Regions from separate parts of the Mus musculus genome. Here all the other regions are linked to region 1. A link is a loop called in an ENCODE intact Hi-C map of the cell type or tissue named here. Cell type or tissue: heart. All regions are shown on one strand.

Evidence for each region. Peaks named below come from ENCODE experiments on the same cell type or tissue, not always from the same donor. Only the 100,000 strongest peaks of a DNase experiment are listed, where the experiment ranks them.
Region 2: it touches region 1 in a loop (4-fold over the local background); 9 of 42 quality-filtered maps call a loop at or near these places.
Region 3: it touches region 1 in a loop (6-fold over the local background); 10 of 42 quality-filtered maps call a loop at or near these places.

What each region holds. Positions count from the first base shown.
Region 1 is chr16:33,673,990-33,678,989 of GRCm38, reverse strand. No RefSeq gene overlaps it. Among named protein-coding and RNA genes, the nearest start is that of Heg1, 8.0 kb to the left of the region's middle. In heart, no CTCF peak of the experiment used is centred here; DNase peaks (open chromatin) are centred at 909, 1,969, 2,519, 3,019 and 2 weaker places; H3K27ac peaks cover 1,214 bases.
Region 2 is chr16:33,581,570-33,586,569 of GRCm38, reverse strand. All of the region lies in intron 4 of Slc12a8 (solute carrier family 12 (potassium/chloride transporters), member 8), which reads right to left. Among named protein-coding and RNA genes, the nearest start is that of Slc12a8, 66 kb to the right of the region's middle. In heart, a CTCF peak has its summit at 2,492; DNase peaks (open chromatin) are centred at 1,599, 2,369, 3,949 and 4,539; H3K4me3 peaks cover 1,416 bases; H3K27ac peaks cover 3,857 bases.
Region 3 is chr16:33,560,402-33,565,401 of GRCm38, reverse strand. All of the region lies in intron 4 of Slc12a8 (solute carrier family 12 (potassium/chloride transporters), member 8), which reads right to left. Among named protein-coding and RNA genes, the nearest start is that of Slc12a8, 45 kb to the right of the region's middle. In heart, a CTCF peak has its summit at 4,996; DNase peaks (open chromatin) are centred at 1,471, 2,341, 3,941 and 4,911; H3K4me3 peaks cover 570 bases; H3K27ac peaks cover 2,984 bases.

The sequences.
Region 1 (5,000 bases):
TGGGAGAGCATAGCCAGAGGCAGGGACATCTGGGAGAGCCCAGAGTGGACATGACCCAGAGCAATGGGAGGGGGGGGGGCAGAGAAGGGAAAGGGGAACCAGGTGCAGCATCCAGGAGGCCCAAAGAGGATGGGTAGCCAAAATGGCTGGATTTATATAGGAAAGGGCATCTAAGGGAAAGGCAGCCCAGCCCTTGGACTGGAGAAGTTTGGAGTTGGTGGCAGGGTATGCCAGCCAGAGGGCTCTGTGATAGGTAGGGACTGAGGGATGCAGGGAGAACCTAGTGACCAGGTCTGCTTTGATGTGCTAAGCAGGCATCTCAGCTGCTTGTCCTGGGTTTGAAACTAAGAGTAGAAAGCAAACCCCACAAGCAGTGTTGATGGGTAAGAAAGGTGGAGAAAAGTCAGGCTTTCCTTAATTCTGGGCTTGTGTGCTTGGATAGATGTTGGTACCCTTCACAAGGGAGAGAGGACCATGTATGAATAAGTAGCAGGTCTTCCAAGTCAAGATCATTGATTGATTGGGTTTGGGACGTTGGTCCCAGGTGACTTTGAGACATCCATATGGCAGTGTCAAGGATGCCTTTGAGCCTGTAGATTTGGAGCTGAGAGAAGTCCGAGTCTGCAGTCTCAGTCTGAATAGAAGGGGATGAGGTCACCTAGGAGAACCGTAGTCAAAGAGCCCTGAGCACGAGCTCTGGAGAACCCAACGTGACCTGCCCTAGAGAGAAAGGAGACTGGAAAGGAGCCATGCATAGAGAGGGTGGAGGAGAGCTGGGGGGCGGGGTTGGTGAGTGGGTGGTGGTAGTGTCATTGGGGCCAAGGGAAGGAGGGTGTGGTCAACAGTGTATAACCCCGAAGAAGGTCAAGTAAGGCAAAGGCTGAAAGAATCCATTGCTTTGGCAACATTTGTGACCAGGGATCATAACAATTGTGGTGACTGGAACAGAAGCCACACGAGAGGCACACAGAGGAGAGGGTGGTGAAGCCCAGCTGGCTGAGAGGATGTCTCAAGAGGGTTGTGTTTGGTGGACAGAGTGAGTTGGGCCAGTGACTACAGGGGTGAGGAGAGAGGGAGTGGTGTTTTCAGTGCAGAATTTGGACCGAGAAAGGATCTACTTGACAGGGAGTAGGACAGAAGTGCAGGGAGTGAAGGCACAGATAGTAGGGGAGAGGCAGGAGGGTACAGGCTGTTGCTGGGTGCAAGGCCTAGAGGGGAACACCGGTGGAGGAGCGGGCAGTCCAGCCAAGGGTCTGAATCTCTGTCTCAGGACCTAAGTTTCCTGAGTAAGGCAGGAGATGAGGATGTCTGTGAGGTGAGGAACTGAAGCGGCAGCTGGAAGGATGTGAGACCGGGAGCAACATGCAGCTAGTTTCTTACCTAGGTACCATCAGTGCCTGGATGTAGGATGACAATTTGTCCTCTAACAGAATCCTGACTGACGGGTCTAAGGCAGGAACCACTCTCACCTCTTCCTAGCATCTAGTGGTAGCCAGCCACCCTTGGCTTACAGTCTGTTCCTCCATCGTGACATGGGTACCTTCCCTCTCTGAGCATCATGGCCTTCTTCTAAGGACCTGGTCCGTGGATGTAGGACCCGCTGGAATCCAGTATGGTCTCGTTTTAACCTGATTACATCAGTGAAGACTATTTTCAAATAAGATCATATTCACACATTCTAGGAGTTAGAACACGAGGGCTAGAATTCTATCCAATCTAAAAATAGTTGTAGTGACATAACTTAGACCTTGTCACAGGCCCACCCAGACTGGGCAGGGGGGTGGGGTGGGTGGGCTGGAAGAGCATCCTGCTGTTCAGTGCTTACCTAACTTGTTCTTCAGCTGTTCAGCAGCTGATCTTGAGGCCGCTCAACCCTATCCCTTTCACTAGGGATGAAGATTTCTGGCCTCTTTTGTCATCCCAGGCTTGGGTCTCTGTCTGCCATTTGGCACCTTCCTCTGCCCAAAGATCTACTGCTCAGAAGAACCATGCAGACCAGCGGCAGGGCTGACCCAGCCTCTCAGGAGTTGAACTAGAAGAGGCAGAACCCCAACCTCTTGTGAAATACATGCAGCCTCTATGCTGTTTTGTTCTGAGTTCCAGGAAACAAAAGGCCTTTGGGCTTCTGACCAAAGAGCTAAAGGAATAAGTCCCCTTCTGTATTTTTAATCCCCTCCAGGAGAAGCCTTATTGTCCCCCTTCTGGAATGTCAGGAATGGTCTGCTTTTGTCCAGGCAGAGTTAAGTAATGTTAGGTCCAGGGCTAGAGAGCCCTTTCCTTGCTGTTTTCTGCAGACCAGTGCTAGGCTTAGGGCTTTTGCCCTTCAGGGCCAAGGTGAGAATGTAAACACCCAGTCCCTCTGGAAACTGGCTGGGACCTCCTCCAGGGAGGAAGGGTTGCTCATGGCTTGGCCAGTGTCCCAAGCCTTATGTACAGCAATGCTGAGCACCAACTTACATAGTTTGGGGTGGATCCTCAAATGACCTTCCGTTTCTTGTCTACCCATTGGAGAAGGCCACTCCACTCCAAACAACATTCCTCCCGATAAAATCAGTTACACACTGTAAACGTCAAGGGGCCGGGAACATTCTCCTGTGGTGCAATAGGAGTTGATAAACCTTTTCTTATTTTGCAAAACCTTGCGGCAAGAAACATCCTCCCTGGAGCAGTAGGGAAATTCCTGGGATGCCGGGACACTAGGCAAAGTGGCCAAGGCACCAGGGAAGGAACAGAAAACCCAGAGGAATGGATGGATAGATAGATAGATAGATAGATAGATAGATAGATAGATAGATAGATAGATAGACAGATAGACAGATAGACAAATAGATAATAGACAGACAGACAAATAGAAATAGATACATAGATGTAAATTGCTTTTACAAAGCTTCCTTCCTCTTCTCACTAAGTCCAGGCTCACACTAGTGCTATGCACTCACCTTCCTGCCGCCCAGACTTGCCATGCCCCTGGCCACGATTCTTCCCACTCAACATGAGCCTGGAAGTTTCCATCCTCATTGAAGTCTACTGGACCCTAGCCAAGTGTTGTTGTCGGTTCATAGGTGTTTTGTCTGAGGGTCAGCTATGGGCATCCCAGCTTCTTTTTTTGTTCCTTCCCCTCCCCCAGCTCTTCCTCAGAGCCTTTCCCTCTGTTGATGCCTTTCCAATCAACTTATGTTCTCCTCATATTTCACACCTTCCCTTTCCTGGTTCTTCTCCATAACTGCTGGTTGACACAGAACTAAATCCACTTCTCTTAGGTCTCTGGAATATATTTCCATGGCCTCTGGTGGTGTGGCCTGATGACAGAGAGCCATTTGAGAAGTTTCCAAGGGTAAGCCACATGTGTAGGAGTGTTCTAGGGAAAGAGCCCCAAGAGCCTCACTCGAGCTGGAGGAACAGGGTAGAGCCTGAAACCTGGGCATTAGACCAGGGTCCGGACAGTAGACTGTAGGCGAGGCATTGGCTTTTACAAAATTATACTGCATATGATTCTTCTGGTAAACCAGAGTCCCCAGCCATGGGGCTTGGACATCAACGTTCCTTACAAGCTCCCCCAGCAATTCCAACAGGAAGCCGCAGCTGAAGCCACTCCTACCCAATGCATAAGGAAACAGCATTGAGGAGTCACAGTCAGTACGGTCTCTGGAGAAGCCGCTGATGTGTGTCTAGCCTGTGCCAGTGGGCATTATGCCAGGCTGTGGCTAGTCAAAGGCGAGCAAGGAATATAAATATTGAGGACAGAGAGATGGCTCAGTGGTTAAGAGCACGTGCTGCTCTTGCAAAAGTGTTGTGTTTGATTCCCAGCACCCACGGGGCAGTTTACAACTATACATACTCCAGTATCAAGGATTTGACATGCTCTTCTGGCCTCTATGGACACTCTACACATGTGGTACAAAGACATATATACATACAGGCAAAACACCCATAAATAAAAAAATAAAATAAACATAAAAAGAAATAATCCCTAGCCTTGACAGATTAGGAGAAAGAATGGATCTGGGCTGTTTACTGCTGCCTATAATGCTAGCTTCAGAGCAAATGGGGCACTGGGTTTGATTGACAGACTCTGCTTAATAAGTAAAGTAGAAAACCAGGAGGGTTTCCTATATCATCCTCAGATCTCCACATGTATACAAACACACACACACACACACACACACACACACACACACATGTAATATTCACATGTGAATATGCAATCACACATGCCTGCATACCCATTGTGTAACAGTTTCCTCAGAGAGTGAAGGAGCTCAAGGGAGCTCCTTAAGCAGAAAGGTAAACCATTCAAGGCAGCTTCAGGAAGTCCCTGAAACTGACAGGATTCATTAGGCCCCTCCCTGGAAGAGTAAGCAATAACTACTGAGAGTCCCTCTTAGATAAGCCAAACTGCAAAGGAGACTCCGAAGCCAGACCAGCTGCCTGGAAGAAGCAGAAAGCAGCCGAGCTGCCTGGAAGGGGTTTAGACCAACTGAGCCACTTGGGAAGAACACTTTCTAACCTATTGAGCTTCCTGTAGTGAGCTCCAGGTTCCCAACTTTGTAAACTATCACCCATGCTGAGGTGGGCTTTGGTGATACAGCATCTTTGAGTCATTTCTGCTCCTTTAAGTAAATCCAATAACTTCATTGGTTCACCAAGTTGGACTTTGGTGGTATTCATATTTTGGTCTGTGGTAGGATCTGCAAGTAGATGTGTGTGTGTGTTGTGTCTCTCCAGGAAAAGGTTTGTAATGCAACATTATCACACACATATGACAAGAAAAACAAAAATACAACTTAAAAATTGAACATTGTGATAATTTTCAGAGGGCCATTCATATACATGAATAGATGATAGCGTGTAAACTGGTTACAAGTCAACCACACACTCAGTTTACTGCAATGCCTCTGTCTAAATAAATGGCCTTCCTTCAAAATCAATATATCTGGAGGCTCCTGCAATCATTCCAGCAACACCGTCAATCATCAAAATGTGCTGGGTCAGTGAAATTC
Region 2 (5,000 bases), 92 kb after region 1:
TGCATGAGGACCCGTATCATAGCAAACCACCACAGTACTTAGTAGCGCAGAAAACTGACAAGCCATAATCTTATCTAATACCTAGCATGCTAATTAAAAATAAATAAATAAATAAAAACTTCCAATGTTTTAAATATTAAAAATAAACTTATACATGGAAGAAATATCTATGCCAGGCCTGGTAGTACATGCCTTTGAGTTTGAGGCCAGCCTGTACTACAGAGTGAGTTCCAGGATAGCCAGGGCTACACAGAGAAACCCTGTCTCAAAAAAAACAAAATATTAACTGTGGTTGTCTATATAAATAATTATGGCAATTCTTATCCTCTCTGTCTCTCCCTCCTCCCTCCTTGAGGCAGATCTATCTCTCCCTCCGTCTGTCTGTCCTCCCTCCTTGGGATCTAGCTCTTTCCCCCTCTTTGCTTCCCTCTCTTTCTTCATCTGCCCTTTCCCTCCCAAGATAGATTTGATTACGTAGCTTGGGTTGGCCTGGAGTTCCTGACCCACCTGGCTCCACCTCCCCAGTGCACAGGTTCCTGACATCTGCCATTAGACTCAGCAAGTCTTCTCCTTCAAATTTTTCCTATAAAATTCCTGCAGTTAAGAAAAAAAATTGAAGGCAATCTACTTATTATGAAAAAGTCGTATCTTTCAGGAAATGATCCCACGCGAAGGCCAAGTGTCTAGAGGGGCATCCCAAATGTGCCATCTTCTTTTCTTTCTCCCCGTGTATACTTGTCCTGCTTCCCAGAATGATTAGAATCGTTTACGAGAAAGTCATGAGTAAGAGAATAAATAGCATTTAATTAGGGAGGGGTATCACCCACAACACAGCCAGAGGGGTTCAGTAAGGTTCTGAAGTGAAATCTGAGGCTGTGGCCTTGAGTCTAGAATTTGGGGCCTAGGGAGATAATCTATAGTTTTTCTGACCAAGCTCATGGGGACAGGGCATTGGGCCTGGTTGCTTGGTCCCATATAGGCCATTTTTCTCTCAGATGAAAAGGAGTATCTGAGACTGGCCTTATTACACACACAAACACACACACACACACACACACATACACACACACCTCCTAAGCCTGTTGACGCTTGCTCATTCTGATTCCCTCTCAGGATTTGTAATAAATATCCTGGGACAGCTCAGACTGAGGCTTGTCACTCTGCCTCCCACACAGAGCAGTCCTCTTCAGCTTCAGAAACCGGTGTCTCCCTCGGGCAGACTTCATCTGGGAAAGGCAGGCATGTCCTGTGGAGCACCACAGGTCAGAGGCACCGAGTAGGGTTGATAGAGGCCCAGCTGAGAGGATAGCCAACCCTGCTGGGATTCCAGGTCTGTCTGCATTCAAGACTCCCCATGCACTATGTTTGGGGCTTCTGTTTTTGCAGGTCTAGGGTTCGAGGCAAGTGCCCTAGCCTTGAGCTACACCCCCAAACAAAGCTTGCTTCCTGACACCCAAATGGTAACTGCTTGCTGCAAAAACTGGGTCCTGTCAGCTGCCATCTCCAAGCCTAAGTGCCTGGGATGCTGAGAGCCTGCAGCTGCTGCCTGTGAATGCGCCTGGGCTTGACCTGAACATCTGCTTCTGAATCCACCGAGTAAAAATACTCCAGGGCCCCTCTGTGCTGTGTACTTTTAAAGACCAAAAGCAGAATGGGGGAGGGGTGGGAGAAACAAATCCTCACAGGCCCAGGCAGGAAGAGGCAGAGGGATGCCCTTGCAGGCCTGTGTGTAGAAAGACCTAACTTCTCCCCAGATTCCGGTCACTCCCCTGAAGTTGTCAGTAGGCTGTAGTTCTTGGGGGCTTAGTGTTACCTCCTCAGGGGGGTGCAGACGGAAGGTCTCCTCTTCCCGTGGTAAATGCCTTTAGCGGTGATGTAAGAATCGTTGATCTGGGTTTGGGTACCAGTTGCCCAGGCTCACAGACCTAGCCACGCGGTGGCTGCTGGGAAACACCCTGTGGCATCTGTAGTGTAAGTACTCACCCAGCCCGCTACACACACAAACCCTGGTGAACTGAGTACGGGCAGCTGAGCCCTTGGTGAGGGAGTCCCGTTGTGACTGTGGACTAACTTAGAAAATGAGGCTTCTAAAAACGTTGCTGGTGTTGCTGCTGTGGGTTGTGGGCTGCGGGCTGCGGGCGGAGCTTCCCGCATCACCCGCTTTCTTCTGAGCTCAGGTCCCCCACCCTGCAATCAGTTACCGGTGACCAGGGACCAGGGACCAGCCAGACAAGCCTTTCCTGGGAAGGGACAATGAGAGAGTCTGGTCCAACCAGGAATAGAAAGAGTGGAGGAAGGGCTTGGAGAGAGGAAGGGAGGCAGCGGCGCCCCCCAGACTGAGGGAGGGTGGGGCCTGAGAGATCACAGGAAGAGTCACTATGCAAGGAAAAGGAAAGGAGAGGCCGAGGTTCTGGGAAAACACAGGCACCAAAACAGCCCCGAAGGGAGGGGCGCGAGGGACACTGGCAGGGGAAGGGAAGGCCACCAGGGCTCAGCACGCTGAGATCCTCAAAGAAGAAGGAAATACAGTACAGTCACTGCCGGAAGTACTACTCGAGCCTCCAGCAGCGTATGGCCGGTCCTAAGCCCCCGCCCCAACCCCCTCAGATGTGGAGTTGGACTGACATCCATGAGAGCCCAGTGTCACACTACCTGTCATCCTCTGGGGACAGAGACTCGGGCACATCTAAAATAGCCTGACAGAGGGGTGAGGAAAAGGAGTGTTCAAAGAGTGCCCATCTCACAGCGGCAACAAGGGGCAAGAGGCGCTTAGCAGCAGGGACCCTGTCAGCCTGGGCTTTAGCATTATCATCTGCCCCACTCTGGGATCCTGATCACAGGGAGGCATGGCCTGGGGAGAGATCCCAGCTGGGTTCCTCTTGCCTGGGCATTGGGTGTGAGATCTAGTCCAGGCATAAGACTGCCCCGAAGCTCCTGCCCTGCCACTGGGAACCAGCAGATGACAACCAGCATCACCAACGCAGCTACAACCTGTCTAGGGCCTTGAATGGTTTTATCTTCCACGGTTTTGGGTCAACAGTGATTTGTGGTTTTCCTGAGTGCAGATAATGAGAGATGAAAAGAGGGAAGAAGGGCAGGGGTATGGTCTGCTTGACTGGGCCATTTTTAAAATTTGTATTTTTTTTAATTCTCATACAATATATTTTAATCATATTCTTTTCTCTATCTTAATTCTTCCCCACAACCAACTTTGTGTTCTCTCTCTCTCTCTCTCTCTCTCTCCCTCTCGCTCTCTCTCTCTCTCTTTCTCAATAAAACACAAAAACAAAATAAGGAAAACAAACAAAACCACAAAATCAAAACAGATAAAAATAAAGAAAAAAATCAGTAAGACAAAAAATACCACAATAAAACAAAAAGTACACACACGCAAACCAAGACCACAGAGACTTTTATGTTGTCCAATAATTCCTGGGCATGAGGCCTACCTAGAATGTGGCTGATATTCCTAGTGACACACCATTGGAGAAAACTGGGTTGTTGTTGTTTTGTTGTTGTTGTTGTTGTTTCTTTCCCAGAAAGTAATCAATTACAAACAGCTCCTGGTTAGGAGTGGCGTTTGGTACATTCCCGTGTGTGACACTGCTACCATGCTCAAGAACCTGAGGCTTCCTCGGTCATGGTCCCTAGCGAAAACATAACACTATTATTCTGCTAAAACAATAACAACAACATAGCAATAAAATGACACCTTGCTATATCCACAGATCAGAGCATCGCTCCATCCAATCAGAGAAGCCTCTTCCTACAGTAGATGAGAGCCAACGACAAGAAGATCCACAACTGGACACCATCCAGAGAGTGAGAGGCTCTGGAACACTGTGTCCTAAATGGGATATCTTTATCAAACGCCTCCGTCCAAGGTTAGGAGTTCTATGAAGAAGAGGATGTGGGCAGATTGTAAGAGCCAGAGGTGGTGATGACTCCAGAGAAACATCATTTTTTCAGACCCCACAGGATGCACACGTAAACTTACAGAGACCGAGCCACTTTAACCACGAAGGACACTAGTGTGCAGGACAGAAGCAGAATATTTAGAAGACGCAAGAGTCAAACGAAGAGAAACCCCAGATACTGCCAAGGCCATATATGATGGATTCCCCCTGCCCAGGACAATTAGAGGTGTCCAGTAAGAGTGTTTTGAGCTGGATGTGGTGGGGCTTGCCGGGGACCTCAAACTGAGGCAGGTGCTTGAAGAGTTCGAGGCTGGCTTCAGAGTAAGAGGTGGCCTCAAAGAAAATCCTAAAAAGGATAGACCATATCCAGTGTGTACAGCTAATGGGCCTGCAGAGAAGAAAGAGGAGATAGGACAGGTTTGAAAGAGGCCCCAGGGAACTCTGGGCAGTGAGCTGGGAGCAGCCCTCAACCTGCACTCTAGCCTCATCCCTGGTAACTTTGGTCGTTCGAGGAGGGGTTGTGGAGGAGTGAATGAGGTCTCCAAGTCTGAGACTCCACCCAGAGAGAAAACATGAAGAGAGGGCTGGACATTCAGCAGGGGCCAGAAGGGAAACGTGAAATGGGGCTGGGCCTGCAGGGTCCACCCAGATTACCCAAGGAAAGCAGCCTGGAGCCTCCTCTGTCCCTGGGGAAGGCCTCCACCCTGAGCGGGACAGGCTGCCAGGAAGCAGTAACACCCCCACCAACCCCCCCCCACACACACACACACATACACACACACACATACACACATTCTCGCATCCAAGGGGATGAAGGGCCAGAGGAGGAGGGGTAGATGCTCTGCTCTGATGGGGGAGTGACTAAGTGTCCAGCAACTGAACCCTTGCCACCTCTACACTCTGAAAGAGCAGCCTGGTTCCTCTGAGCTGAGCATTCTTCCTTGTGGAAGGGAAGCTGAACGTTTCCTATTGCAAGATGGCTTCTAACAGCCAAATTGTGCCTTCTATGACCAATGGCCTCTGTTTTTAAAAGTACTTGGGGGCTGGAGAGATGGCTCAGTACTGACTGCTCTTCCAGAGGTT
Region 3 (5,000 bases), 110 kb after region 1:
ACAGCTACAGTGTACTTATGTATAATAATAAATAAATCTTTAAAAAAAAAAAAAAGCAGACATGTGAGAGCTGGTGCTAACTGAAGGGCCAGCCAGCCACCGGTGACGCTGAGGCCCAACACAATCCACCCACCACACCATGGAGGACCTTGCATCTGACGCACTTCGACAGACTCTGATGGATGTCTGAGAGATAACAGGTCATAGGCAAAAAGACCTGGAGAAAATGCTGCTGTTATCAGGCAATTGGTACAACCCAACAGAACCACAAATTTGGAGGCTGCTCTCTGAGGGAAGGCCTATTTACTATATAAAGTAGAACTCACCCAGGCCCCAGGTGTTGTGGGTAAGAGCTTACTTAGGTTATTTGAGTGTCCTCTGTTCTCTCAAATGGTAAAGTGTTTATGGATCACTGCCTCAACTTTCCCATCTACAAAATGGGAATAATCACGAGACACGCTTAGTGGATAATAATTAAGTAAACAGGTACAAGTAAAACAATAAATAAATAAACAAATAAATAAATAAAGCAAGCCTATGTGGTAGTTGATAAAAGATGGCTGTTGTCATGCTCACACTTCAGATATGTAATGATCACACAAGAGCCATTTTTTCTGAAAGTTTTTTTCATCCAAAGGGCCTGGCTGTGCTCAGTCTGCCTGCAGAATGTGTCAGACCCTTTCCTATACTGTCTAGCTAGCTTTCCTATACTGTCTAGCTAGCTGAAGGGTTTGGATGAAGCCAGAGTCATCTGTGACAACGTGTCTATGTCTTTCACAACCAGGACTAAGGCACGGGTCCCTAACAGCCATAGGCTGAGCTTGGTGGTAGGCTGGGGACCAGTCCTGCTGCCTTCCTCACAAGCCAGCATCACAAGGGGTCTTGAGAAGAGGAGAGAGGAACACACAGACATGAGCCATCGCTCCCCCAAAACACACAAGATGGACACAAGACGAGGATGTGGGAGAAGCGTCCCAATGGCAACCGTGTGACCCAGCAAGTGTCCCCCAGCTCTTCACTCAAGGCTCAGATGCTGGGGGTCTATGGTGGTGTGCCCTTAGACCCAAAGCCCAGTGGCTCTCCACCTTCCTAACGCTGCACCCCTTTAATATAGTTCCTCATGTTGTGGTGACCCCCAACCATAAAATTATTTTTGTTGCTACTTCATAACTGTAATTTTGCTACTGTTATGAATCATAATATAAATATTTGTGCTTTCTAACGGTTTTAGGTGACCCCCTGTGAAAGAGGTCTTTCAACCCCCACCTTCACCCAAGGGGTCATGACCCACAGGTTGAGAACCACTGCCATAGAACTCCGCAGAGGAAAAGAGGTCAGCCAGGGGGTGCTGAGTTACTCAGAACACAGCGCCTCGTCCAAGTCTAACTCTGGGGCTAGTGCTGGCTGGCTTGTGTTTCCCATCTCCTTGCCTAGGCAGGACCTGTAACAATGTTATCACTTTTTAAAACCTATGCCCAAACTCCGTTCCTATTCCAGACAATTGGCAGGTACCCAGTTAATAGATTATTTCTCCAGACAGCTGAATGCATTGGCCATTGGTCAAAAGTGAGATCACTGCGATCCTATGTGCTATAACTGGAGGAGTGTGATGAGAAACAACTGGCTAGCGGCATTTGACATTCCCTTCCCACAATCCTTCATCTGCCTTGCCTGGTGTCTGGTTCTGAGCAAAGGAGGGTCTGTTTAAGTCAGACCAGTTTTGTTCTTTGGCCCCTCGGGTTGATGCTGGACTGCCTATTCATAACATACATCCACAGATCCCCAGCCAGACTCCAGCTGATCTATGGGAGTGTCTGGCCAACATCCCTGCTCCGTTGACTTCCTCTCAGCATCCCCAGATCCCTCGCCTTCCTTTCAGACCTACACAGTTGGAAAGAATAAGGCAGGAGACTCCCTGTCCCCGTTGTCTAGATTCTGGTTTGATTTACTTACATACGGATATGGGTATTATGACACATGGGAAAGGGGGAGAAGGAACGGAAGAAGGGAGGGAGGAGGGGGAGATAGTATTGTTATCCAAGGCTGTGACAGTACACAGATACAGTACTGACCTGGGATAGGTAGGATATACAGTCCGATTTCCCAGTGACCCATCCCCCCCTCTCCACTCTTTCATCAAATATGCAGCGCCTCCTTAAGCGCCACCACTCCTTACATACAAGAAAATCCAGGAGGAAGACATTCAAAGCCACGGCTTCTCTCAGCTGTAACCCTTCTTCCTTCCTTCTGCCCAAGAAGGTCTGACTGAACTTGTAACCGGTCTCCACCCAGGGCCGGGCCCTCTGTGAAGGCATTGTGAAATCCCTTGCCAGCTGAGCCTGTGCAGACAGAATACCTGAGAGCCACTGCCAAAACAGGAAGGTTGGCGCCTCTCTGGGGGGAGCCTGGGGAGGATCAGCCACCCAGGTCTGCAGACAAGGGGCCAAGGGTGGCCGGGACCTTTCCCCAGGGCTCTCCACATTCTGATTCCTTCATTTGCCCAATTAACAGAGTCTCAAACCCTGCCTGAGGCCTTAGCCCGGTGCTGGGTGACACAGACGTGACAGTATCTATCCCTATCCCCCAGAGCATTCACGTTGTTGTGACAAGCCACCTAAGGGACAATTCCAGCAACTGGGACTCTTCTGAAGCCTCAGTCCCACTATGACATCCCAGCCGTGTGCCTCAGATCACTGTCAAAGCAAATGAGGGTTCTGAAGAGAGGGACCAGGTAAGGGCATCCAGGCAGGCCCAACTTCATCTCTCCCTGAGCATCCATGAGCTTCCAGATTCTGTCCCAGTGTCTATAACAAGAACTTGTCACACTAGCCCTCCGTGGTGAATGGCATCTGCTGAGATCCAATATAAATGAATGACCACACTCCTCAAGTCTAAATCATCCGCAATGCCTGCTTCCAAGTCACCCAAATGCTGCTCATTACCTTTGTCCACAGGGGTCACAGGGGTCACATCTTCGGCTAAACACACTAACATATATATTTAGTGGTAAAAGGGTACCAAGAGGATTTAGGACAGCAATAGGAATGAATGATCTGGGCTAGGCCAAAAACTCCCATACACTGGTTCATTTCAAGGATCCAATCATGAAGATAGAAGGAAAGAGAGAAGGGAAGGAAACCAGAAAGGGAGGCAAGTCAAGTATGGGGAGAGATAAAAGAGAAACAGAAGATAGGATAATGATGATGATGATGATGATAATAATAATAATAATAATAATAATAATAATAAAAACATCTTGGTGGTACACCTTTAATCCCAGCACTCAGAGGCAGAAGCAGAGGCAGGTAGATCTCTGAGTACAAAGTTAGCCTGATCTACATAGTGTTAATCCAGACCCAGCTAGAGTTACACAATGAGATGCTGTCTCAAAAATAAAGGCTATTCACCATGCCCCTTCTACCGCGGCCTCAGATCCCGCAGGCTTGCTACCCTGACCCAGCTGTGCTCCTTGCCCACTCTCAGCTGGCATCTTTGTCAGGGAACTATGCTAAGGAATGGCAGAAATGCTCACCCACGCTGAGGTGGGACTGCCCTCGGGCTCAATGCAGAGGACCAGTGTGGAGCCACCTGCTGTATCACCCCGCCTTCCAGGAAGAAGGCAGCTGCTGGAGAACCCAGGGGTGAGAGGCAGGCTACGTGGGGAGTGACCTCGGTGGCCTGACAATAAACCTGCCGGACTTTGGACCTGAATCTAGCACTTGTTGGCTGAGCTTGTCCGAGATCTCAGTTCCTAGTGGCACTGGGAGAGCATGTCTTTGTCACCACCCTGCCTGGTGTTGTTCACAGGCTTCTATTTCATCTCTTGTTTACCCCTCTAGGGGCTTGGCTCTGACCATCTGACCCCCACAAGAGAAGGCTGGCTGAGAACTCAGGCTCTCAGACCCTCTTGATCTGAAAGAATGGAAGCAGTATAGAGACCCTACCTCTACCTGATGGCACATGGCGCCTCTGAGGTCATACTAGCCAAGCCACTTACTACACAATCTAGGAAAATTGGACCAGCTCTTTGGAGTCTCCACTCCCTTGTCTATAAAGTGGGCATTGTTACCTCACGGCCCCCACTAGGTGTTTCAAGGGTGACTAGGATAATACATATAGAGTGTCCCTCTCCCCGGTTCCTCAAATACGTACATATGTACACACACACACAGCAAAGATCTGTGAGTTCAAGCCTTGGCTGAGCACCAGTCAAGTGAGAGGTTTGGAACAAAGATGGGCGCTATGCTCTCAGCACACTCCAGACCAATGGGTTAGGGGACTTTCTATCCCCAGGTTTCTGGGAGCAGAACACTGGGACCCATAGTCTTTGTCCCACACTACACCTCACTGCCCATCTCTGAAGAAGGCCATGCGGAAGCCTGTAGGAGCAGAGGACACCGGGCAGGGATCCCCAACCCCATGCAGTTTGAAAATACAGGTGGACAGAGGTCTAGCATTGAACCAGAGCTTAGGGTGTTCCCTGCTTCCCTCGGACTCTGCCAGCACTGCTAGGGGCAGGCAGGGCCATGGGGACCAAGGCTGGAATGAAAGTCAGGCCCTCATTGAAATAGTTCTCTGCCTACTCCCAGACTTTGCCTCTCTCTGCTGGACCAGCTGGGAGCTAGCTGCACAGCGGCGCTCTCAGAACCAACGTCCCCTCTCCCGGCTGCTGTTTCGGCATCTCTCAAGTAACCCTGCCCAGCCCTGTCCAGTGTCACTTGAGAGTGTGTGCATGACAGTCCTTGGTGAACAAAAACATAAACACCAGCTCTGGAGAAGCAATCCACACACAGGAGTGGGTGTTTCCTCCTAGGACTGTGGAAGGGAGAAGGGCTGAGTGAGCTGCCCTGGGGCGAGGTATCCTGCCCAGAGGTCCCGAGAGAACACAGACTGCAACTCCACACAGAGGCCACGGAGGGCACTGCAAGGCCGGCCCTCCAGGCAGGCCTTGCCCCACAGCCTGGAAACCACTTGGAGACAAAGCCTGCAGCGTTGGTGTC